Linked DNA regions of Mus musculus: regions 1 and 2 are each linked to region 3. Evidence: chromatin loops called from intact Hi-C (ENCODE). Cell type or tissue: heart. All regions are shown on one strand. Region 1 has its middle 9.9 kb from the start of Gm13056. Region 2 holds the start of Cplane2 (ciliogenesis and planar polarity effector 2). Region 3 holds the start of Fbxo42 (F-box protein 42).

Evidence for each region. Peaks named below come from ENCODE experiments on the same cell type or tissue, not always from the same donor. Only the 100,000 strongest peaks of a DNase experiment are listed, where the experiment ranks them.
Region 1: a loop joins it to region 3, with 12 times the contacts of the local background. A loop is called at or near these places in 14 of 42 quality-filtered maps.
Region 2: it touches region 3 in a loop (4-fold over the local background); 21 of 42 quality-filtered maps call a loop at or near these places.

What each region holds. Positions count from the first base shown.
Region 1 is chr4:141,264,587-141,272,586 of GRCm38, forward strand. No RefSeq gene overlaps it. Among named protein-coding and RNA genes, the nearest start is that of Gm13056, 9.9 kb to the right of the region's middle. In heart, CTCF peaks have their summits at 1,850 (motif pointing left) and 4,731; DNase peaks (open chromatin) are centred at 3,385 and 7,485.
Region 2 is chr4:141,210,110-141,218,109 of GRCm38, forward strand. It overlaps Cplane2 (ciliogenesis and planar polarity effector 2), which reads left to right and starts at 3,847. Exons shown (of 6, transcript NM_001081174.2): 1 at 3,847-3,954; 2 at 4,214-4,363; 3 at 7,143-7,295; 4 at 7,996-8,000. The coding sequence starts at 4,252. In heart, CTCF peaks have their summits at 3,957 and 4,673 (motif pointing left); DNase peaks (open chromatin) are centred at 762, 892, 3,852 and 4,472; H3K4me3 peaks cover 2,507 bases; H3K27ac peaks cover 2,410 bases.
Region 3 is chr4:141,144,313-141,152,312 of GRCm38, forward strand. Fbxo42 (F-box protein 42) reads left to right here and starts at 3,610. Exons shown (of 10, transcript NM_172518.3): 1 at 3,610-3,867. In heart, CTCF peaks have their summits at 3,520 and 4,331; DNase peaks (open chromatin) are centred at 3,589 and 4,069; H3K4me3 peaks cover 2,746 bases; H3K27ac peaks cover 2,306 bases.

The sequences.
Region 1 (8,000 bases), 120 kb after region 3:
GGTCCCGAGTTCAAATCCCAGCAACCACATGGTGGCTCATAACCATCTCTAATGAAATCTGATGCCCTCTTCTGGTGTGTCTGAAGACAGCTACAGTGTACTTACATATAATAAATAAATAAATCTTTAAAAAAATAAAAATAAAAGGAATAAAAAAAAAGAAAAAAGAAATCATTTTAGGTATAGAACTCTGAGCCTTCCAGGATAGGATAGCTGATAGAACACTTTCTCCAGCCATGGTGGTGCACGCCTTTAATCCCAGCACTTGGGAGGCAGAGGCAGGCGGATCTCTGAGTTCGAGGCCAGCCTGGTCTACAGAGTGAGTTCCAGGACAGCCAGGGCTACACAGAGAAACCCTGTCTCAAAAAAAAAAAAAAAAAAAAAAAAAAAGAGTACTTTCTCCAAGGTTGCCAGATACATATAGATCAGACATCATAAATGTAATCTTTCCTGATAGTTTTCATAATTGTCATTATTGCTTATAATTTATTATTGTAAGAGAAAGAGCCTTTGATTGGACTAAAAGGGGGAAAAGTAGAGAGAGTCTCTTGTGTACTGTGTGGAAGCATCGCTTGTCAATAAATAGCTGATGACCAATAAGCTGAGGCAGGAAGTGGAAGGTGGGACATCCGGCAGAGAGAGAGAGAGGGATTTCTGAGAAGGGGGCAGGAGAGATTAGCCCCAAACTCTGAGGAAACAGATGCAGGAAAGTGAGGAGAGGTAACCAGCCATGGGGCACACATAGACAAGAATAAATGTGTTAATAAGTTATCCACTAGTTGGCAAGCAAGCCCAAGCTTATGTCCCTGGTATTTATTCATAAATAATAAACCTCAGAGTTGTTGTTTTTTTTGTTGTTTTTTTGTGAACTGGGCACAGGTGGAAAAGTCTGTAGCTACACAGTCGTTAGGAGAGGACCTGTGTGACTCCCAGCACACAGGTCACGTATCTCAAAATCACCTGTGTGGTGGTGTGAATGAGAGTGTCTCCTGTAGGCTCAGAGATTGGAATCTTGGTCCTAGGTTGGTGGTGCTGTTAGGGTAGGCTAAGGAGGTGCCTTAGTTAGGGTTTTACTGCTGTGAGCAGACACCATGGCCAAGGCAACTCTTTGTTTGTTTGTTTTGGTTTTTTGAGACAGGGTTTCTCTGTATAGCTCTGGCTGTCCTGGAACTCACTTTGTAGACCAGGCTGGCCTCGAACTCAGAAATCCGCCTGCCTCTGCCTCCCAAGTGCTGGGATTAAAGGCATGCCCCACCACACCCGGCTCCAAGGCAACTCTTATAAGGACAACATTTAATTGGGGCTGGCTTACAGGTTCAAAGGTTCAGTCCATTATCATGAAGGCGGGCCACATGGCAGCATCCAGGCAGGCATGGTGCAGGAGGAGCTGAGAGTTCTACATCTTCATCTGAAGGCTGCTAGTGGAAGACTGACTTCCAGGCAACTAGGATGAGGGTATTAAGCCCATGCCCACAGTGACACACCTACTCCAACAAAGCCACAACCATTCCAACAAGGCCACACCTCCAAATAGTGCCACTTCCTGGGCCAAGCAAATAGAAACCATAACAGGAGGTGTGTCCTGTTTGAGGAGCTGTGTCACCAGGGAGGACTTTCAGTTTTCAAAGCCATACACCATCTCCAGTGTGCTCCTTCTTGGTGCTTGAGGCTTACTCTCAGCACCGACTCCAACCATGGTGCCTGTTGCTCCTGTTCTATTATCATGGATGTTAACCCTCCAGAACCATGAGCCCCAAATAAAGCCTTCCTTCTACAAATTGCCTTGGTCATGGTGTTTTATGTTATAGCAGTAGAAAAGTAAGTGAAGTGACGTGTAACTCCAGCTCCAGTGGATCTGGCGCCCTCTTCTGGCCTCTGATGGCATCTGCATTCATGTGCACACACCTATACACAGACAGGCACACATATAAATAAATGAAAAATATAAAATAAGTCTCTAGGGAAAAAAAAAGGGGGGGGGCTAGAGAGATGGCTCAGTTAGAAAAGCCACTTGCTGCCAAGTCTGGTGGCAAGCTGTTCCCAAGCCTCACATGATGGAAGGAGAATCTGACACCATTATTTGTCCCATATTTTTCACTCACTCACACACACACACACACACACACACACACACACACACACACAGAGAGAGAGAGAGAGAGAGAGAGAGAGAGAGAGAGAGAGAGAGAGAACAAAAGCAGTAACGCAGTGTTTGCATAATCTTTTAATCTGTTTTATTTCTGTTCTTTTATATTTCTGACCCTTCCAACCGTTTTTCCTCCCAGCACCCTAAGAGAAAAAGAAGGTTAGAGGGAGAAGGGGACGTATGTCTCTTTAAACTTGGGTCTCTTTAAACCTGCTTATGCAGCTGAGGCGAAAGCTGCTGTTCCCTAACTCCCATATACCCAGATACCACTGGGAAACTGGAGGAATTGGGCACAGGGGTTGTGGGTTGGGGTGGGGGAAGAGAGATTAAATACCATTTGCAGGGAGGAATATCCAGGAATATCCAAGAAGGGATGCTTATTGGCCCTCAGGGCCCACCTAGATACCTCATTAGCATGGAGAACTCTTGTGTTCTATGTTACATGACTAGCCGTCATGTTCTTTATGTGGGGAGTCCTGATGAGAGACCAATTTTTGGGAGGGGTGTTCAGACTCCATCTTAGAGAACCTAAGTTTGAATTCAAGTAAACTAACAGGCCTGGTACTTAGTACCAGTTTCCAGGTTACAAACAAGACCTGGGTCTCCAGGTTACCCCCATCCCCCACAAATCCAGCGTCTAGCACCAGTTTCTAGGTTATTCCCCCAACAACTCTGCAGCTCCAAGTTACAAGCCCGCCCCTGCCTAACAACAACCAATCAGGAGGAAACGAGAAGATAATAAAACAGTTAAAAGGTCAGGTGGTGGTGGCTCATGCCTTTAATCCTAGCACTTGGGAGGCAGAAGGAGGCAGATCTCTTGGAGTTTGAGGCCAGCCTGGTCTACAGAATGAGTTCCAGGACAGCCAGGGCTGTTAAACAAAGAAACTCTATCTTGAAAAACCAAATAAAGGTAAATAACAACAAAAATGAAACCCCAGCCCATGCCCATAGCACCTGTGGCTCCTCTGAGAATCAGTAAGCCCAGTTTTTAGCCTTCGTAGGCTCTAGAGCATGAGGCACACAGGGCCCCACGAACTGTGTTCTTTGTTGGATCCCTCCTGCCTTCCCTCTCTCTTCCTTTCCCCAGCTCTCAATCCTGCCCTTCTCTCCTTCCCTCCCTCTCTCCAGTCCTCCATGCTTCTGCCCTCTACCCACCCACTTGTGTCTTTCTTCTCTGGGCAGTTAAAGACTCAGTTCTTAATCTCGGGACTTTGTGGCTCCCTCTACTGGGTACACAGGGAAGTGCAGGTGCTCCAGACTGTCGGGAGAATTGGTGTCGGTGGAGGCAGTGGGGGATTCTCCTGAAGAAAAGCCTGAGAGAGGGTGTGAGTTGGAACGACTGCTTTGAGAACAGCTCACTGCATCTGCTGGGCTGAGCCCAAGCCATCCCACGAGTCAGCGTCTGCCACTCTCCTTGGCGCGCACCCAACAGAAAGGGGTCCGGTTGTCCCCACAGAGAAGTTGTTCACAGGACTAACCACTGACTGTCAAAATAGGAAAAACCTCCAGATGCTTGTCGATGGTAAAGTGACAATTATGGTGTCACAGCAAAACACAGAGATAAGAATAAAATGCAGCAAAGCATAAGGATGTGGATGAGCCACAAGAGAACTCAGATAACAGGGAGGCGTTCAGGAGTTTGAGAAACTGTTTGAGCAACACCCAAGGCCCTGTCTCAAGAAAATAAAGAGGGCCCGAGGCAGCTCCGTGGTTAAGAGCACTGGTTGCTCTTGCAAAAGCCCAGGGTTCAATTCCCAGCATCCACATGGCAGCCCACAACTATATGTAACTCCAGTCCCAGAGATCTGACGCCCTCTTCTGGCTGTCCTGGGCATTGCATGCACATGGTACACATACATGCAGGAGGAAAAAAAAACTTTTTGAAAATAAAATAGGGCTGGAGAGATGGCTCAGCAGTTAAGAGCACTGACCAGTGCTGGGCAGTGGTGATGCATGGCTTTAATCCCAGCACTCAGGAGGCAGAGGCAGACAGATTGCTGAGTTCAAGGCCAGCCTGGTCTACAGAGTGAGTTCCAGGACAGCAAGGGCTACACAGAGAAAACCTGCCTGGAAAAATGAGAGAAAGAGAGAGAGAGAGAGAGAGAGAGAGAGAGAGAGAGAGAGAGAGAGAGAGAGAGAGAGAGAGAGAGAGAGAGAGAGAGAGAGAGAGAGAGAGAGAGAGAGAGAGAGAGAGAGAGAGAGCACTGACTGCTCTTTTGAAGGTCCTGAGTTCAAATCCCAGCAACCACATGGTGGCTTACAACCATCTGTAATGGGATCTGATGCCCTCTTCTGGAGTGTTGTGTCTGAAGGCAGCTACAATGTACTTACATATAACAAATAAATAAATCTTTAAAAAAAAAAGGAAAAAAGTAAAATAAAGCCAATTCCTGATTGTAATGATTTGGAGGAAATGTCTTCTAAAGGCCATGGGCTGAAGGCTTTGTACAATCTGTGACGTTACAGCTGTGCAGGCAGCTGGCGGGAAGTTAACTGTTACCACTGACTCATCGGCGGCATCTCCTGAAGGAGATAATGGTGACTCCAGTTCCTTCTCTCCTTTTCTTGTGCTTGCCAGCTGCCAAGAGGCAAGCCACTAGGGGGCCAGTTCTCTTGTGCTCAAGATTCATTTCTGCTTTTTGTTTATTTGTTTGTTTAAGACAGGGTTTCTCTGTGTAGCCCTGGTTATCCTGGAACTCACTCTATAGACCAGGTTGGCCTCGAACTCAGAAATCCGCCTGCCTCTGCCTCCCAAGTGCTGGGATTAAAGGTGTGTGCCACCATGCCTGTCTCTCTCTCTCTCTCTCTCTCTCTCTCTCTCTCTCTCTCTCTCTCTCTCTCTCTTTAATCTTTTATTTATTTATTTACATTCTAGATTTTATTTCCCTCCCCCCGCACCCCCCACCAAGAATCACTCTTTTAAAATGCTTTCTTGGGAGTTGGAGAGATGGCTCTGTGGTTAAGGGTACTGGCCGATCTTCCAGAGGGCCTGGCTTTCATTCCCAGCACCGACGTGGCAGCTCACAACTGTTCATCTCTCCAGCTCCAGGGGATCTGACATCCTGACCTAAACATATATGGGAGACACACAGCAATGCACACGGAAAACAACAGCAACCACAATAACAACAGCAACAAAACTCAACATGTTCTGCAGAGGTAGGCAGATCTCTGAGTTCCAGACCTGGTCTCCAGAGGGAGTTCCAGGACAGCCAGGACTACACAGAGAAACCTGTCTTGAAAACAAAGCAAAAAACAAAGATAAAATGAACGGATGTTTTCCTGAAGCAGACACAGGTGAAAGGATGTTTTGGCATAGCAAACACGTGAAAGGACCTGTGATGAAGTATAGCCGCCTGCAGCCACACTAACTGGGTTCCTGTGTGGGAGGCCAGAGCTGTATAGGAGAGAATGTCGAGAGAAGTAAAGAGATCAAGACAGATTTCTGATCAAAGTTTACTAAGAGTCTGTGCTTATAAAGCGGGGAGACCCATCCCCTGCCATGCCAGGCTTCTTGATGCTTTGTTACTAAGTTGTTAACAACAGTCTGTCAGAGCTATTAGCATTAGGTCGCCAAGTCCACAGGTTGTGGCTAGCTCAGGAATATCTCAGGGGGACAGGTTCAGCCTCTTAGCAGCAGCTGAGAGCAGTGGCAGGTGACAGAACAATAGGGCCATCTAGGCTCCACCCCAGGTGGTCTCATTCACAGTAGCAGCAAGGTCTGAGGCAGCCTACACAGGGCTGGGGATCGGCTACAATAAAGGAGTGTGAAATATGACCCCACAGACAGTGGGAGATGAGCACTGAGCATTGGTTTGTTCAACTTTGCTATTCGTTGAAAGACACCCATACGCTCCGGTTCGCCTGACAGAGCGTTGTTAACTCAACCTGTGGTAACGCTGCCATCGAGAGAAACTCACTCAAGAACTGCTCATGAGGTTCCTGCGGCAGCTCGCTGCTTCTGCAGCCTTGCTTCAGGCCAGATGGCAAGCCTGGTGGTTTCTTCAGGATTGAGCTACAGCTGCTGGTTCGTGCCTGGTGTCTGCCTGCTGCGAGGACTGCTCTGCAGATGCTGAGTTGCATTTGGTGTTTGCTACAGGACTGAACCGCTGCCAATGAAGATCAGGCTCACCCTCTAAGAACTATTGCTGAACAGGTCCACTTCCTCCACATCCTCATAGCTCTTCTCTTCCACCACCTCTGCTGGGTGCTGGGCTACAGGAGCGGTTGAACCCTTATTAAAAATAGGTTGTGCCGGGCGTGGTGGCGCACGCCTTTAATCCCAGCACTCGGGAGGCAAAGGCAGGCGGATTTCTGAGTTCGAGGCCAGCCTGGTCTACAGAGTGAGCTCCGGGACAGCCAGGGATATACAGAGAAACCCTGTCTTGAAATAAAACAAAACAAAACAAAACAAACAAACAAAAAAGTTACAAAAAATGTATGCCTTTAATCCCAGCACTTGGGAGGCAGGCGGATGTCTGAGTTCGAGGCCAGCCTGGTCTACAAAGTGAGCTCCAGGACAGCCAGAGCTACGCAGAGAAACCCTGTCTGGGGGGTGGGGTGGGGGTGGGGGTGGGGGTGGGGTGGGGTGGGGTGGGGTGGGGGTGGGGGGGTGTATGCCTCTGCCTCCCTGCAGACCGTCCTCGATTTCTCCTTACAGCTCAGGCCTTAGGTGCCACCCACTCGCCTCCTGGTGGCTGCTGCACACGTGCTCATCCCTTCTCCTCAGCACCATGTGTTCCCTGTTGGCTCATTTGTAGGTTCATTTACTGTCTGTCTCTCCCTGTTGGGCTATGAGGGCAGGGACCTCCCTGTCCTTTAGCGCTGTGGCCCTGCATGGAGAACACATGGACCCGGGCTGTGGGGGCAGGAGTCACATCCAAGCCTGTATAGCCCTGAGTCAGAGCCATGCGCCTCTGCTCCCCTCAGCAGCAGCCTTCAGTCCCCAAGGAACAACGTGGTGGCCCTGTGGCCAGGGTGTCCTCAGGCTGTGGAGGAAGCTGTCTTGCCTTGGCTGAGCAGTCCTGGGCACCGAGAGACCAGCTTGGCCACTCTTGCAGCTTTGACCTGTGTTTGAACTTGGGCTGAGGACTTATTTCCTGTTCCCAAGAGACTCTTTCCTGTTCCAAGGTCCCCTTCTCAAGTGGCCTCCCCAGGTCATGTTTCATGACTCTTGGGAGAAGGAACAAAAGGAATGGGTGACATGCGGGTAGGAGGGACCCTGGTCTGACACGGGCAGGTTTTCCCTTCTGTGGGGACTGTCACAAACAGATGGGTGGGTGGAGGAAGTGGAGCTGTGCAATTCTCACCACAGAGCATGAAGAAGAACGGGATGTACAGGCGCCTGCTTGGGCGGGGTGCAGGGGGGTGACCAGGATGGCCATTGCAAGACGTTGGCTGGTGCTGCCCCTGAGCTGAGAATGGTCATTGGCAGGGCCTGGTGGCCCAGTGCTGATATGAGGGGCAAGGCCAGGGATCTTGAGAGGCAGGGGGCTCCAGGCTGGGTTATGAAACGGCTGCTGTCACATCCCCGTTGGGCCTCAGTTTCCTTACATGGTAACAGTGTGGCTGGAAGGTGGCAGTGCCAGCACCTGTAATGGTGTGTGCCTGGAATCCCAGCCTTACAAGCTGGAGCAGGAGGATGGAGAGGTTGAGGCCAGACTGGGCTATACATCGAGACCCTGTCTCGAAAACAGTTAATAAAGCCAGGTGTGGTGGTGCATGCCGGCAGCACTTGGGCTGTTAAGAAGATCTGAACTCCAAGGTCACCCTCGGCTGTCTCAAAAAGACAAAAGAGGAGGCTGGAGAGATGGCTCAGCAGTTGAGGACACTTTCTGCTCTCCAGAGGACCTGA
Region 2 (8,000 bases), 66 kb after region 3:
TTCTTATTAGACGCGTTCTCACGCCCGGCCAGGAAAGATGCAACAGACCAGAATCTTCTGCGGCAAAACTTTATTGCTTACATCTTTGGGAGCCAGGAGAGCAAGCGCCCAGCGCCCAGCCCCAAAAACGAAAGCCCCTCAATAATTTTAGGAGCCAGAGCTCCGGCGCGCCAAAGCGCAGAGCGTGCTCTATTGTTTACATCTTTAGGCAGCGAGCGAGCGCCGGGCGCGCAGAGCCAGAGAGATGCCAGCGAGAGCGAATGGCGGAAAACCCCGTCCCCTTTAAGGAGGAGTGACCCTTCACTTAGGACGCATCACTCCCTGATTGGCTGCAGCCCATGGCCGAGCTGACGTTCACGGGAAAAGCAGAGTACAAGTAGTCATAAATACCCTTGGCTCATGCGCAGATTATTTGTTTACCACTTAGAACACAGGATGTCAACGCCATCTTGTGACGGCGAATGTGGGGGCGGCTCCCAACATATGTGATTCTGTGTGTCTGTGTGTGTGCATCTTCATAGATAAGTGAAAAGATAGTGTGTGAGTTGGTTCTCTCCATCTATCATGTGGGTCTCAGGAATTTTGTCTCCCACTAGGTGGGCCCCAAGGATCAAACTCAGGTCAGTATCAGGCTTGGCAGCCAGCGAGTGCTCTTACCTGCGGAGCCTAACTCCTAACACATAGCCTAAGTGATCCCAGGAGGCCTTAGGAGAGAGCTGTGACTGTGGAGAAGCTGGTCAGAGAAGACCCTGTAGAAGGAACATCAGGGACATTGGCCCTGCTTGCTCTGTCTGTAACCAGGGAGTCTCCACTCGCCCATGACTGACAGTGCCCACCTCTCGCCAGACCACTCACATCCGATACCCACCGTCCGTTATGCCACCTCACCAGCCTCCTTCAGAGCCTCTTTCTCTGATACTCTGGTCTGGGCCTCCTCTCCCCCTCAGTTAGGGGAGTCGCTCTCCATTCCTGGAGGGCCATCATGATGTCAGCTCAGCCTTTGACTGAACTGGCTGCACTTTGAGTTTGGAGAGTGGCCTGAGGGAGTCTGGGACGCCTTGTGGGAAGCCAGTCAAGACTTGAAGACTTGTATGTTCACGAACACATCTTGAGCCAGAGGGGGGAGACCAAGTGTTACTCCTGAAGCTCTGAGGAGCCAGTAGGGGTTTCTAGTTTGCTTTCCTATCTGCACCTCAGGATGCTCAGGCAGGGCTGTACATTTCTTGCTTTCATCCAGCCTCATGCAAGGCCAGGCCTGCCCACCTAGACCTCCCATCTACTCTAGGCTGGTGACATGTTCCTGCCTTGAGGAATCCTGCTCCATGGCTATCTGGTGCCCTTGTCCAGAGGTGCTTGATAAATACATGTGGGGATGGCAAACTGAGAGGAGTAAATCAGAGGACGCCTGGGCGCTGGGGGTGGGGGGGGCTGGGGGGGCTGGTGGGGGAGGTGGCATGGCCCACCTGCTTTGCCTTAGTCTTAGAAAGAGAAACAACTTACCGAAGTTGGGGAGGGGGGAGTGAGAATTTAGAGGTTAAAGAATACAGGAGATTAGAACCCAGCACGCCAGGAGAGCCCACAAGTACCTTAAGCACAGTTCTGAACTGGTTGGTTATCCTCAGTTCATGTTGGTTGGCTGCCTGTCTCCAGCGGCGGTGTATATTTAACCAAGGTCTTAGGCCCTGCTGTGGATTGACTGGTGTCTCTACAAAACCCTAACTTAATAGGATTGTATTTAGAGATGAATCCTTTAAGCAGGGAGTTAAGATTAAAGCAGATCATAATGGTGGGGCCCCTGGTGGAACTAGATAGTGCATGTCTAAGGTATGGTGTCCAGTGTTCTTTAGCCCAGCACTCAGAAGGCAGAGGCAGGCAGATCTGTGAGTTCTAGGCCAGCCTGGTCTACGTAGCAAGTTCCAGACTAGCCAAGATTGCATAGTGAGACCCTGTGTATAATTGTGTGTGTGTGTATAAAACAAAAACAAGAGAGGGTGTGTGTGAGCAGCAGACACCATTATGGCGGTACACACTTGTAATTCTAGCACCCAAGAGGCTGAGGCAAAAGGACCAGGAGTTCCCCAGGCCAATCTAGAGTACACAGTGAGAGCTTGTCTCCAAAAATAGGAAATAGCAGCAGAGGACCGAGCAGAGAAGAGGCCATGTTGTTGTTACACATGGAGAAGGCAGTGGCAGAAACCAACCCGGCAGTGAGGTCGGTTATTCCAGCCTCCACGGAAACACTTGTCCGTTGTTTGAGCCCCCAGTCTATGCAGTGCTATCAGAGCATTACAGTGCAAGCATTAAATGTGCAGATTCATTTAGAGATTTCCAAGATTCAAACCAGACCTTGGCGAGGCTGGGTATGAAGTCTAGAAGCCCAAAGACGACTCAGATCTAAATCTTTCTGGTCTGTGATTGACAGATCTCTGCCACTACAGAAAGGGCCTCATCTCAGGAGCATGTGCAATGGGTTCCGTCCAGCCACAGACTCCAGTAGAAATGGTTTCCTCTTGCACAGCCTTGCTGCCTCGTAAGGCAGGGACCGAAGCACCCTCTCTTGCACCCTCCTCCCTTGCCCACCTCCGTCTGCCTCCGTGGGTCTGTGACCTCCTTGCTGCTATTGACTTCACTAGCACTCCTAGGTGCCGAGGGTGAAGTCTTGAAAACCCAGAACCCAGTCTGGCCGGATAGATAACATGTTTTTAGAGTCAGGTAACCCAGGCTTCTGAGTCTGTTTTTCCACTGACGAGGTGTGTTCCAGCTACCTCATCTGGAGTAGCAAAGACATGAAGCTGTTTATATAGAGATGAGTGTCCACAGACTCCAGGGCAAGCGGCCCTCACGGAGTCTACTTAACTCATTCCTTGCAAAGCAGTGGCTGGCCCTCCTTGAAGACGCTGCTCGAGATGCTGGTGAAGATGACAGACGTCACTCAGAGTGTCTCAAACACCCGCTCATCTTGTGCAGCTCACAGGCATTTCCTGAGCTGCCATCTTTGGGGTTGCTCACAGGTCCGGGCCGGAGCATCCAGTCCGAGGGCAGGACTTCTGGCTCACCCTTGCTTCCCAGCACCAACCAGATGCTGGGCACACAGTTGGGGCTTGGTCATTGTTGAATGACAAGAATGAATAAATCAATTAGTAGACAAATGGCTCTTTATTCAGACCTCTTACAAAGCCCCTTGAAGCCTCAATCCAGAGGTATTTGACTCTGGACCTGCTGGGCAGGGTTGATGGAGCTGTGATGTTAATAACAGGAGCGTAAGAACTAAACCTGCTGAGCTTTGCTGCCCAGCATGGTTGTAAAGAACCCTGTGAAGGTAAATAAATAAATGGCCAGACATGGTAGCACATGCCTTTAATCCCAGCACTAAGAGGCAGGGGAGTTTCTGTGAATTCAAGGATAGCCTGATCTACAGAGAGTGTTTAAGGACAGTAAAGGCTACTATACAGAGAAACCCTGTCTCGAGGAGGAGGAAGAGGAGGAGAAGGAGGAGGAGGAGGAGGAGGAGGAGGAGAGGGATGAGAAAAGAGAGGAGGAGGAGCAGGAAGAGGAGGAGGAAGAGGAGGAGGTAGAAGAAGAGGAGGAGAAAGGGAAAGAAAAAAAAGAAAGGAAATAATATCCATTTTGTAGAAAAGGAAACTTAAGAGGCTCAGAAAACTGATGAAGCCTCCTTTCTGGGGGAGATGATCATGTTTGATAGGAAAATATGAGCTCACATTGGTAAAGTCGAATAAGAAAGATCCTGCTTAGGGAAGGAGCTGCAGACCTTGCAAAACCTACAAAGACCCGCCGGAATTCAGGAGCCCCGCCTCCGCCTGCGTCGCCATGGCAACATTTCTGCGCATGCGCTTCGTGGTCAGCGTCTTGACCTGACGGAAGCAGGCTCTGCTGGCAGGACAGAAAAGAAGGGCGGGCTTTTAAATCGTCACCCTGCTGGCGGGGACTGTGAAGGTTGGTGGTCCCGGGAGTCGGAATTGAGGGGGTAGAGGCGAAGTGGGGCTCGGAAGGAGATAAGGCAGAGGGGACTTGTGGAAATACCTTCCCAGGACAAGGATGGGTTAGTTCCCCAGAGAGCAATGTAGAAGGATGGGGCTATAGAAATGCACCTTCGGGATGGGGATCCAGGTTCCAAAGGAAAGCCAGAGAGAGATTAAGGACCTCGGAGTCGCCTTGCGATAATGGTTGGCCCTCTCTCCACTTCTACTCCCAGTATTCGGACACATCCTTACCTTACTGGCGTACTCAAGCATGGCCAGACCTCCCATGCACGGTTCGGTGATTGTCCCAGACTGGCATGAGACGGTCGAGGGTAAGGAGTACTTAGCCTGCATCCTGCGCAAGAATCGCCGGCGGGAGTTTGGTAAGCGGCACCCCACCTCACCCCACCCCCGTCCCCCAGACCTCACCACGTGCCACTAGTACACTCTTGACACTCCCTGGGGCGGCAGGAACAGATCTGTGGAACCTGCCCCACAGCACTTCTGACCATCGAGGTCTCCTGGGTGCCGCCTCTAGCCTCTAGTCTCAGGCCCCCTTCCCCAAATCTCCTTAAAGCTAATTCCACCAACAGAGCCAGGAACCTGGAAACAGCCCATGCCTGCCAACAGCAACTGTCACCAGAGATGCTGTTGACTGAGCCCTCACTTGGGGTCATGCCCTCTGCTGGGCACTTTGCACAGCAACCTTGCAACCTTGTTTCAGAAAGCGTTTCACTATGTTGCCAGTATTCATTGTTGTGTATCCAGTACTGGTTATGTAGACCAGGCTGACCTCAAACTCACAGAGATCCACCTGGCCTCTATCTTCTAAGTGCTGGGATCAAAGTCACGCATCACCACACCATGTCCTGCCTATTCAACTTTCTATTTATTTATTTTATGTATATGAGGGCTCTGTCTGCATGAATGTCTGCAGACCAGAAGAGGAAACAGTGTGAGACACCATCCATGTAGGTGCTGAGAATTGAACTCTGGAAGAGCAGCCTGTGCTGAGCCATCTCTCCAGCTCCTGCTGTGCAGTTTTAAGAACTCATAAAGATCCCAATGAGTTGGTTTGGGGATTTATTTGTAGTAGCTGTAAATATTTTTGCTTATATTTCCCTATTAAAGAAGAAATTGTAATATATATATATATTTTTTTAATTAATTTAATTTTTTTCCGAAACAGGGTTTTTCTGTATAGCCCTGGCTGTCCTGGAACTCACTCAGTAGACCAGGCTGGCCTGGAACTCAGAAATCCACCTGCCTCTGCCTCCCAAGTGCTGGGATTAAAGGTGTGCGCCACCACTGCCTGGCCTAAGATATATTTTTATGTATAAGAAAGCCAGATTGAATAGTAACAGTATTGGGGTTGGACAGATGGCTCAGTGGTTAAGAGCACTGACTGCTCTTCCAGAGGTCCTGAGTTCAATTCCCACCATCCACATGGTGGCTCACAACCATCTGTAATGGGATCTAGTCCTCTCTTCTGGTGTGCAGGCATACATGCAGGGAGAACACAGTATATATAATAAATAAATCTTTTAAAAAAATCACACCAGAAAGTGGTGGCACATGTCTTTAATACCAACACTTGGGAGGCAGAGGCAGGCGAATGTATGAGTTCTGAATTTGAGGCTAGCCTGTTTTACAGAGTGAGTTCCAAGACAGCTAAGAAACCCTGTCTTAAAAAAAAAAATCAAACTTAAAGGGGGGCTGGGAGCTGGAAGAGCTGGAGAGATAGCTCTGCAGTTAAGAGTACTAGCTGCCTTTCCAGAAGGCCTAGGTTGAATTCCGAGCATCCACATGGCAGATACAACTGCCTGTCTCTCCAGACCCAGGGAATCAACCCCTTTGTCTAGCCTCTGCCGGCACCAGGCATGCATTATGCATTCACCAATGCAGGCACTCATCAAAATAGATGCATAAGTCTTTAAACAAAAACAACAAGCCTGGTGGTGGCTCACACCTTTAATCCCAGCACTTGGGAGGCAGAGACAGGCAGATTTCTGAGTTCAAGGCCAGCCTGGTCTACAAAGTGAATTTCAGGACAGCAAGGGCTATACAGAGAAACCCTGTCTCCAAAAACAAAAACAACAACAAAAAGCTTTGTGTTTGGGGGACAGTGAAATGGCTCAGCCAGTGAAGTGCTTGCTGCAAAAGGTTGGCAGCCTGGGGTCCCTAGAAGCCATGCTAAGGGAGAAAGCCAACTCTACAACTTCACATGTCTAATGTGACATACACACACACCCGTATCATAATATACATGATAATAAATAAATGCTTAATAAAAACCTCACATTGGTTATATCTTGTGAAGTTTTGGGCTAATCATGGGCAGTGACCATGATTTGTAAATAACTTACTTTTTTTTTTTTTTTTGGTTTTGTTTTGTTTTTCGAGACAGGGTTTCTCTGTGTAGCCCTGGCTGTCCTGGAACTCACTCTGTAGACAAGTGGCCTCGAACTCAGAAATCCACCTGCCTCTGCCTAATAACTCACTTTTTAAAAAAAGCATGAGGTCAGGAATGTGGCCTGGGACTGTGAGATCTGATGCCCTCTTGTGTATCTGAAGATAGTGACAGTGTACTTACATATAATAAATAAATAAATCTTTAAATCTTTAGGCCAGAGTGAGCAGGGCCAGAGAGAGAAAAAAAGTGTCTAAAGACAGCTACAGTGTATTTACATATAAATAAATAATAAATCTTTAAAAAAAGATGTATTTATTTTATATATCAGTGTTCTATCTGCATGTACACCTACATGCGCAGAAGAGGGCATTGGATCCCATTACAGATGGTTGTGAGCCACCATGTGGTTCCTGGGACTTGAACTCGGGACCTCTGGAAGAGCTACTGGTGCTCTTAACTGCTGAGCCACCTCTCCAGCCCCAACACCCAGAGTTTTATCTGTGTTAGCAACAAAATGTGACCAGAGGAGTGCGTCATTCATGTCCCCAACCAAGTTCCAGAGCAGTTGACAATGACAAGCAGATCAACTGTGAGATCCTAGAACATCTCTGTGTATCCGGGGCCTCCCTGGGGGCAGGGTTGCATGCTGAACCAAGCTGTCTAGTTAGCTTTCGAGATAGGGTGTCTCTCCCAGGATCTGAGCAAGTGCAGAACTGACTCCCAACTCCCTGACTCCCTTCTTGCCACAGGGTTGCTTGAACGCCCGGTGCTGCCCCCTTCCGTGGTCATTGATACCGCCAGCTATAAGATCTTTGTGTCCGGGAAGAGTGGTGTGGGCAAGACAGCACTGGTGGCAAAGCTGGCCGGCCTGGAAGTGCCTATAGTACACCATGAGACCACTGGTGAGTGAGTTTAACCCTCAGCTTTGCCTTGGTGTCCTTCCATGGGATGGGGACAAGAACTTCGCCCTGGGGCTGGTGAGATGGCTCAGTGGGTAAGAGCACCCGACTGCTCTTCCGAAGGTCCAGAGTTCAAATCCCAGCAACCACATGGTGGCTCACAACCATCTGCAACAAGATCTGACTCCCTCTTCTGGAGTGTCTGAAGACAGCTACAGTGTACTTACATATATTAATAAAATAAATTTAAAATAAATTAAAAAAAAAAAAAGAACTTCGCCCTGACTATATTAGTGGGGCTTTATATATAATCATGCCATTTCCTCGAGAAGTTGTGTTGTTTGGATTGGTACTAGAGACAGTGGTGGCCACATACCTCATGTCTAGTTGGTATTAAAGTTCAAGACTTTCCCATGCCACAGTTAAGTTTCTGCTCCATCATATGTCCCAGGACCTTTGAGGTCTCCCTCTACAAGCAGTGAGACTCCTTTCTCCTGGCGAGGGCCAACTCTGCCTGGTCTACCAAGGACTACTGCAGAGCAAGACTGTTTACGTCCTGAGTCTGAGGAGTCTCTCAGGTCAGGGGCCGAGCCTTCCTGTCACAGTGGTGACCCACAGGGTGGAGATGTATGTCTTCTTCTTAACCCTTCCCATCCCCACCCCCCGATTCCACTTCTGAATGGCGGATCCCAATTCTCCTCAGGCATT
Region 3 (8,000 bases):
CAGAACCTACCTCAATCTGGGCATCGTGGCATCTGCTGTCTGTAACGGTACCTGTGATCGCAGTGTGCCTACAGTGAGACAGAAGCATCCCTGGATGCTTATGGGCCAGGGAGCCGGCAATGCTCCGAAGGGAACAAAGAAGCCCTGTCTCAACGAGGTGGGAGGAAAGGACAGACAGCTGCAGTTGTCCTCTGATTTCTACATACATGCCATGGCATGCACACACAAGCAAACGCACACACACACCCTCTCATGCACATTGTAAAAATAAAAAAAAAAAACCCGTGAACTGTGATTAGTAATAAATAATTCGCTTTAATAACTTTTCTATGTATTGCAGTTAATACGAACACATATTTATTGTCTTTCTTGTACAGGCTCTTTATGTATCAGGGACCTTGTTAACTTTACCTAAGTCACAAGCTGGTGAGATGGCTCAGTAGGTAAGGGCACTGGCTGCCAATCCTGACCACCTCAGTTTGCTCCCTTGGAAGGAGACAGCCAACTGCTATGTATGGGTTGTCCTCTGACTTCCATCCACTCCCTCATACACTTTCAGAAATATAGGTTAAAATCTTTATATATATGCATATATAAAATCTGTAATCCCAGCTCTTGGGAGGTTGAAGCAGCCTGGTCTACATAGGAAGTATAACCTGTTCTACAGCATAAGAATTCTCTCAAAAACCCTCCAGATGGGCTGGGTATGATGGCAAATACCTTTGATCCCAGTACATGGGAGGTAGACGTTGAGTACATCTCTGTGAGTTGGAGGCCAGCCTAGTCTACAAAGAGAGCTCCAGGCAAATTAGGACTTCACTGTGAGACTCTATCTCAAACAGAAAACCACAAACAGACAGATATGGCACGCCCTCTGGTGCATAGTAGCTGTTCACTAAACATGCATCCGCACTCTGGTGCATAGCAGGCGTTCACTAAACATGCATCCGCACTCTGGTGCATAGTAGGCGTTCACTAAACATGCATCCGCACTCTGGTGCATAGTAGGCGTTCACTAAACATGCATCCGCACTCTGGTGCATAGTAGGCGTTCACTAAACATGCATCCGCACTCTGGTGCATAGTAGGCGTTCACTAAACATGCATCCGCACTCTGGTGCATAGTAGGCGTTCACTAAACATGCATCCGCACTCTGGTGCATAGTAGGCGTTCACTAAACATGCATCCGCACTCTGGTGCATAGTAGGTGTTCACTAAACATGCATCTGCACTCTGGTGCATAGTAGGTGTTCACTAAACATGCATCCGCTGAATCCCCTCTTAGTTCTCAAATTCCCAGTTCATTCTTTTTTTTTTTTAATTATTATTTATTTATTTATTTTGGTTTTTCGAGACAGGGTTTCTCTGTATAGCCCTGGCTGTCTTGGAACTCACTCTGTAGACCAGGCTGGCCTCGAACTCAGAAATCCGCCTGCCTCTGCCTCCCTAGTGCTGGGATTAAAGGCGTGCACCACCACGCCCGGCTCCAGTTCATTCTTTTATTCAACATATATTCAGTGAGTCTCCGCTGGGTACTAGTCTATATATGATGGATATTAATGATAAAGCTTTTCGTCAAAGCAACAAAACTCCCGCCTATCTTTGAGCTAAGGGTAAAATGGTTCTGTATTTGAACTCTAACATGACCTAGCAATTCTCCCCACCTGTACCCCAAGTCAGCGCTTCTTTGTGGAAGAGCTCTGGTTGTCCTGGAACTTACTCTGTACACCTGGCTGGCCTCAAACCCAGAGATTCACCTGTCTCTGCCTTCTGAGTGCTGTCATTAAAGGTGTGTGCCACCATAGGCCAGTAGCAGCCTTGTTTTAATATATATACATATATATATTTAGATTTTGTTTTTATCTATGCTTGAGTGTGTGTGTGCTGTGTGGGTGGGTGCCCAAAGAGGTCAAATAGGGTGTCAGACCCCCTGGAGCTGGTATTAGACAGTTGTGAGTAGCTTGTAGGTGCTGGCACATGAATGTAGGTCTTCTAGAGAGGGGTAAGCAGATTCTCTTTTTTTTTGTTTTTCTAGACAGGGTTTCTCTGTGTAGCCCTGGCTGTCCTGGAACTCACTCTGTAGACCAGGCTGGCCTCGTACTCAGAAATCCACCTGCCTCTGCCTCCCAAGTGCTGGGATTAAAGGCATGCACCACCATGCCTGACGGTAAACAGATTCTTATTGCTGGGCTATCTCAACCTAGCGTGAGTTCTTAGAACATGTTATAACTTAGATTACAGGGCTGGAGAGACGGTCAAGACATGTACTGCTCTTGCAGGACCACCCAGGTTCAATCCCTAGCACCCACATGGCGGTGGTAGGGTCACAACTGCCTATAATTCCAGTTCCAGGGGATCTGACACCCTCTACTAGCCTCTAAGGGCACCCACACACGTGGTGCACAAGATATGCTCAGGCACACGCAATATTTACTGTATGTATGTTCACAAGTGTCATTGTTTGAGAATGAAGATCAGGGTGGAAACTGTGGGAGTTGGCATTGGTTTTCTCCCTCCATCATGTAGGTTCTAGGCATTGAACTCGGGTCTTCAAGCTTGGGGGAAGCACCCTTACCTGCTGAGCCATTTTGCAAGCCAAGACTTCTTTCTCTTTTTCTTTGAGACAGGGTCTCATTATGTAGACCATGCTGGCCTTGAACTCAGAAATCTACTTACCTCTGCTTCCCAAGTGCTGGGATTAATAGTCAACCACCATGCCAGGGCAATGGAATTTCTTAGTTTCTCACTTACTGCGTGCCAGAGTTTTTTCTAATGTTTATATGAGGAACATAAATGTTTTTTTTAGATTGAGGTTCCTCAAAGTAGATTCAAACTCCTGGATCAAGCAATTCTCGCCCTTAAACCTCCTGCATAACTGGACTTAAAGGAGTGTCACCAAGCCTCGTGGTACTTTTGACCTAGTACCACGTCTCACGGGCTATACAAGCCTAGGTCTACTTTATCCCAGGGCTATTCGCTTGATGTCTCAGAATGCTCCAATTGCACAAGAGCTTGAGCTCTCTATGTCTGGCATTTCCTTAAACCACATCTGCAGGGATGGGTTCTAGAAGGTTCTCACCTACACACAGCTTTCTTGAAGTGAGACTCTTTTGTGGGAGCGGGACCCCACTCCTCGGTGATGGCCACACTGGGAAGCACAGAGAAACACACAGGCTTGTTTCCTCCCAGGCTCCGCTCTACACCGGGAGTTTTGAGACTGGGTTTCCTCTTTTTTTTTTTTTTTTTTAAAGTTGGTAGCAACATAGCTGCTGCTACAGTTTCCAGAGGCTCCAACGCCGGGAGCTTCCTCTCCCTGGGGATATCTAAAAGGCACTTCCGTTCCCCATTGCCCTTTCTCTACGCTCAACCCGTGGGTACCTGGGGGCACAAGTGCCTTAATCTAAGTCTGCACTATCAAACAATCGGAAAAACAGCTCAGATACCAGCGCTCAGCCGCGCCGATCCTGATAAGAGTCCTAGAAAGCTCCGCGCCCTCGGCCCTTCTCAATATGGCGCCGCCCAGCGGCCGCCGCGCGGAAGGCCGGTCACGCTGACGTGTGTGCGCGCGCGCGCGCTTCCTCCGCGCCCCGCCTCAGCGCATGCGCACTGCGCGCTGTCGTCTCCCGGTCTGAGCAGCAGCGGCGGTGGCATCAGGGACGGCGGCGGCGGCGGTGGTAGCCGCGGCGGCGTTTGAGTGGAGGAAGATGGCGGCTCCGGGCGACCCCGGGTTCCGCCAGCGGTGAAGATCCCCCGAGCACAGCAAGCACCGGCCTGAGGCAGAGCGGCTGTGCTCTGGCCCCGGCCCTGGCTCCTTCGCCACCGTCGCCGGAGACGCGAAACCGAGAGCGCGGAGCGGTCTGGGCCAGGTGAGGCCTCTCCCGGTGCGGGGCCGCGGCCAGGCGCCGACGCCTCTTGCGCTTCATGCCCGGGGACCCCGGGGCACCCCGAGTCCGGCGCGGGCCCCGTGTCCTGCGCGGGCGTGGGTCTTGGCGGGCCTGGGGTCTTGCTGTCGTCATCCTCGGCTTCCCAGGCTAAGGTGGGGACGTGCGCCCCTTTGCAGCCAGCTCTCGGGATGGGCGCAGACCTGTGCCCTCTCCTCAGCAGGGTGGTCCGGGTCCTCCTCCAGGCCGGGAAAGGATGCGCGGTCAGGGGGTGGAGAATGGCTTTCGGGGTGTCATGGAGCCTCACCCCGCCCCCTGAAACCCTGAAGTCCTCGGTGAAGAGCGGGAGCCCGCTTGCTGCCCTCCTGAATTGGGGCTGCGGCGAGGGGGCCGGCGGGCGTCTCAGAAGCTGCAGCTGCCCAAGAGATGATTTTTTTGGGGAATCGGCTGACGAAATAAAACACAAGCAGTTCCTTCCCTGACCCCTAGCCGTCTGAGTGTTCTCTTAGTGGGAACTGCAGCTCTCCTGGCTGGAGACAGCAGTCCACGTTGTGACTGAAGAAGGCTTGCCCCGGTGAGAATTGTCCGTGGAGGGTGGCAACGAGTTTGTAAATCAAGAAAACCACAATTAGGTGAGAGAGCCTGGTAGCTTCAGCTGAGAAAACTTGAGATGCTGGAGTTGGTTGGAAACCTTTGGAATAAGCCGGTTGCTTTGTCTGTTGGATCCTCGGAGTTTTAGTAGGAAAAGCCATGTTTCGTTTCTCAGTTGCCAAAGCGTTTGGACTTTACAGTGGCAGCGTTCCGATGGATCTAAGATACAGAACCAGACAGACACATTACTGGGTTTCACTTGCCGGAGGCAACACTCGATTATTTTTGTTATTTATTTATTTTTCTCGGAACTTTTTTGTTGTTGTTTAAGTGGTAGTAATTGAGAGTCTTTAGTTTCATTTCTTTAGGGTAGAGAAGATGTTTGATGCCGGGTGGCCTTTTCATGGAGCAAGAATGGCTTCACATGGATTTGTGCTGTTGTGAATTGTCGGGGCCATCTCTTTTGCTTGGACACACCAAACGTCTTTTGTAACACATCGGGTTTTGCTTGTGTTTAAGAATGATGACATCATGGATTTAAAGGGACAAGGATAAATTGGCGAAGAGATACCATCACTTAGAATTCAGTCTGTAGCTCTTAAGCTGGACAGGGATGCCCCTTGTGTCATATTTCTGACAGAGAGTATTCAATTGTCTAGTCTGGTCGGGTGTCCTTTCTGTTGCATGATAATCAGTTTATATCCCGTAGCTGTTTGCTTAAGAAATAAGCCCAATTTACTATAGCATTCATTCTACATTGAACCGTGAGAGCTTTATGTATGCACTTCCCCTTAGTGACAAGTATTAAGTTAAGATGGCAATTAGTTCATTTAATATTAGCTAGCTCTTTGACCATTTTTCCCTTTCTTAAATCCGTTTTCTTTTTTATAGAAGTGTGTAGATCTCCTTAGTATCTTAACTAAAGATGTATGTTGAGCCAGGAGTAGGGACTCAGAGGGCCACTCTGCCTATTATTTTGCTAATAGAGGATTGTGGAATCAGTGGTGGTTTGACATCATGTCATGTCTCTCCCCCCCTACCCCCCCCATCTGTCTCACCGCTGTACTACAGCATCAGGTTTTGGTGGAATGCTGGGACATCATTCACTGCACAGCATTTCGGCTTGTTTCCTTACGTGTCTCAGGTGCAACATGAGAAAGCTCAGGAAAACTGCAAAGGATGGCATGTTTGTTTGTTTGGTTTTAGAGTTACCTTTTTTAGTTTACATTTATGGGTACCTTTGCCAGCATGCCCCTGTATTCCCATTTGCATGCCTAGTGCCTGTATCCATCCCCTGGGAACAGGAGTTACAGACAGTTGTGAGCTGCCATGTGGGTGCTGGGAATTGGACCCAGGTCGTCTAGAGGAAGAGACAGTTTAACTATCTGTCCAGCCCCTGCATTCTTTTTCTTTTAAACACTTATTATTTAAAAAATTGTGTGTGTGTGTGTATGTGTGTGTGTGTGTATGGGGGAGGGGAGGAGAAGGACAGTAGAGAGGAAAAAAATGTCCATGTGTTAGCAGAGGCATCAGATCCCCTGGAGCTGGGGAGTGCCATTTAGTTTGGGTGTTAGGAGAGCAAACTGAATCCTCTGTAAGATCAGAAGGCACTTTTAGCCACTGAGCCATCTCTCCAATCCTAGGATGCTTCTTCAACATTTTATTTATATTTTTGATTTTTTTTTTTTTTTTTTTGAGCAGAGCTTCTCTGTATAGCCTTGACTGCTCTGGAATTCACTCTGTAGACCAGGCTGGCCTTGAACTCAAAGATTTGCCTGCCTTTGTCTCCTGAGTGCCACATATTACAGGTGTGTGCCACCACTGCCCAGCTCCTAGGGTGCTTCTTAGTGTCGAATATCATTTTATGTAGCTGTGTGATGGCTGCCTTCTGTAAAGACCTGGCAAAGGAAAGACTGGCAAAGCCTGGGGTTATAAGCATGCTGAAGTCTCCAGGGAAGCTGTTTAGAGATGAGCTGAGTGACTGTGTTTTCAGGGCATTTTAGTTAGTGAGTTAACAATTCTTAATAAAACCCAAACTCCTTGGTTCAATAATACCGATTCCCACTTTACAAGGTAATTATGTAGATGAAAAGAGATAAGGTTTGTGAAAGTGCTCTCAAAGTGCACACTCTGAAATATGTAAAATAGGTGGTCACAGCAGGGCAGGCCATTGATTCCAGCACTCAGGAGGCAGAGGCAGGCAGATCTCTGTGTGTTTGAGGCCAGCCTGGTCTACATAGTGAGTTCCAGGATAACCAGGGCTTCATAATGAGACTATTATGAAAAAAACTAAACAAAACCCAAACCCAAAAACCAAAACAGTACAAGAGAAATAGAAGGCTATATTTTCAGTAAAATATCTATTAAAAGGTCCTCTATGTGTTGGGCACTGAGGAAGGAGGTACTGATGATTTCCAAGGACAGCTTTTTTTATCTAAAAATTGTTTGAGTCTGGTTGGAAAGCCAGACAAGAAAATCAGTGTGCTTATGGTAGTATAGTAAGTGTGCTCTTCCAACTAGGGGAGAGAAGGGAGGTTCTCAGAGCTTCGCCTAGTCTGTTAGTCATTCCTTTCTTTCTTTTCTTTTCTTTTTTATTATTATATATAAGTACACTGCAGCTACCTTCAGACACACCAGAAGAGGGCGTCAGATCTCATTACAGATGGTTGTGAGCCACCATCTGTAGTTTCTGGGATTTGAACTCAGGACCTTTGGAAGAGCAGTCAGTGCTCTTAACCACTGAGCCATCTCTCCAACCCAGTCATTTCTTTCCTTCATTTATTTATTTTTTATTTTATTTATTTATTTATTTATTTATTTATTTATTTATTTATTTATTTATTTATTTATTTTGAGATAGGATCTCACTACATAGCCCTGGTTGTCTTGGAACTCACTCTGTAGACCAGGCTGGCCTTGAACTCACAGAGATCCGGGATTAAAGGCATGTGCCCCCACCACCAGGCTTGTTTATTTATTTATAGATTTATTTTATGTGTATGGATGTTTTTCCTGCATGTATGTGTATTGAGCATGTGCTTCTTGGTGCCCTCAAGAGTTTAGAAGAGGACATGGAACCCTTCCCCCTACACACACACACACACACACACACACACACACACACACACACACACACACACACACACACTTGGAGTGGAGAATCCAGCTGTTGTTTATTTCTTTCTTGTGTCAGTAAGTAGCTTTTGCTAGTCCGGGGCCTCCCCATCCTCCTCCTGCCTTCCCTAGGGCTGGGATTCTAGGTGTGCATTGCCACGAATGGCTTAGGAATACTTAAAGTCTTTGTCCTGAGTTCTTTCCCCTTTTATTCATTCATCGTCATGATGCTTCCTACACAGCATGCATGCCCCAGTTATAGTTTCTGAACTGTCAACGATCTAGCAGCCTAGGGAGAGTCTGTCTGAGCGAGTCACAGGTGCAGGCAGCAAGCATCCACATTAGTGAACGTTTTGCCGATTCTGAATGAGGCAATTTCTGAGTGACACTTTAAAAAAATTTTTTTTTTGGAC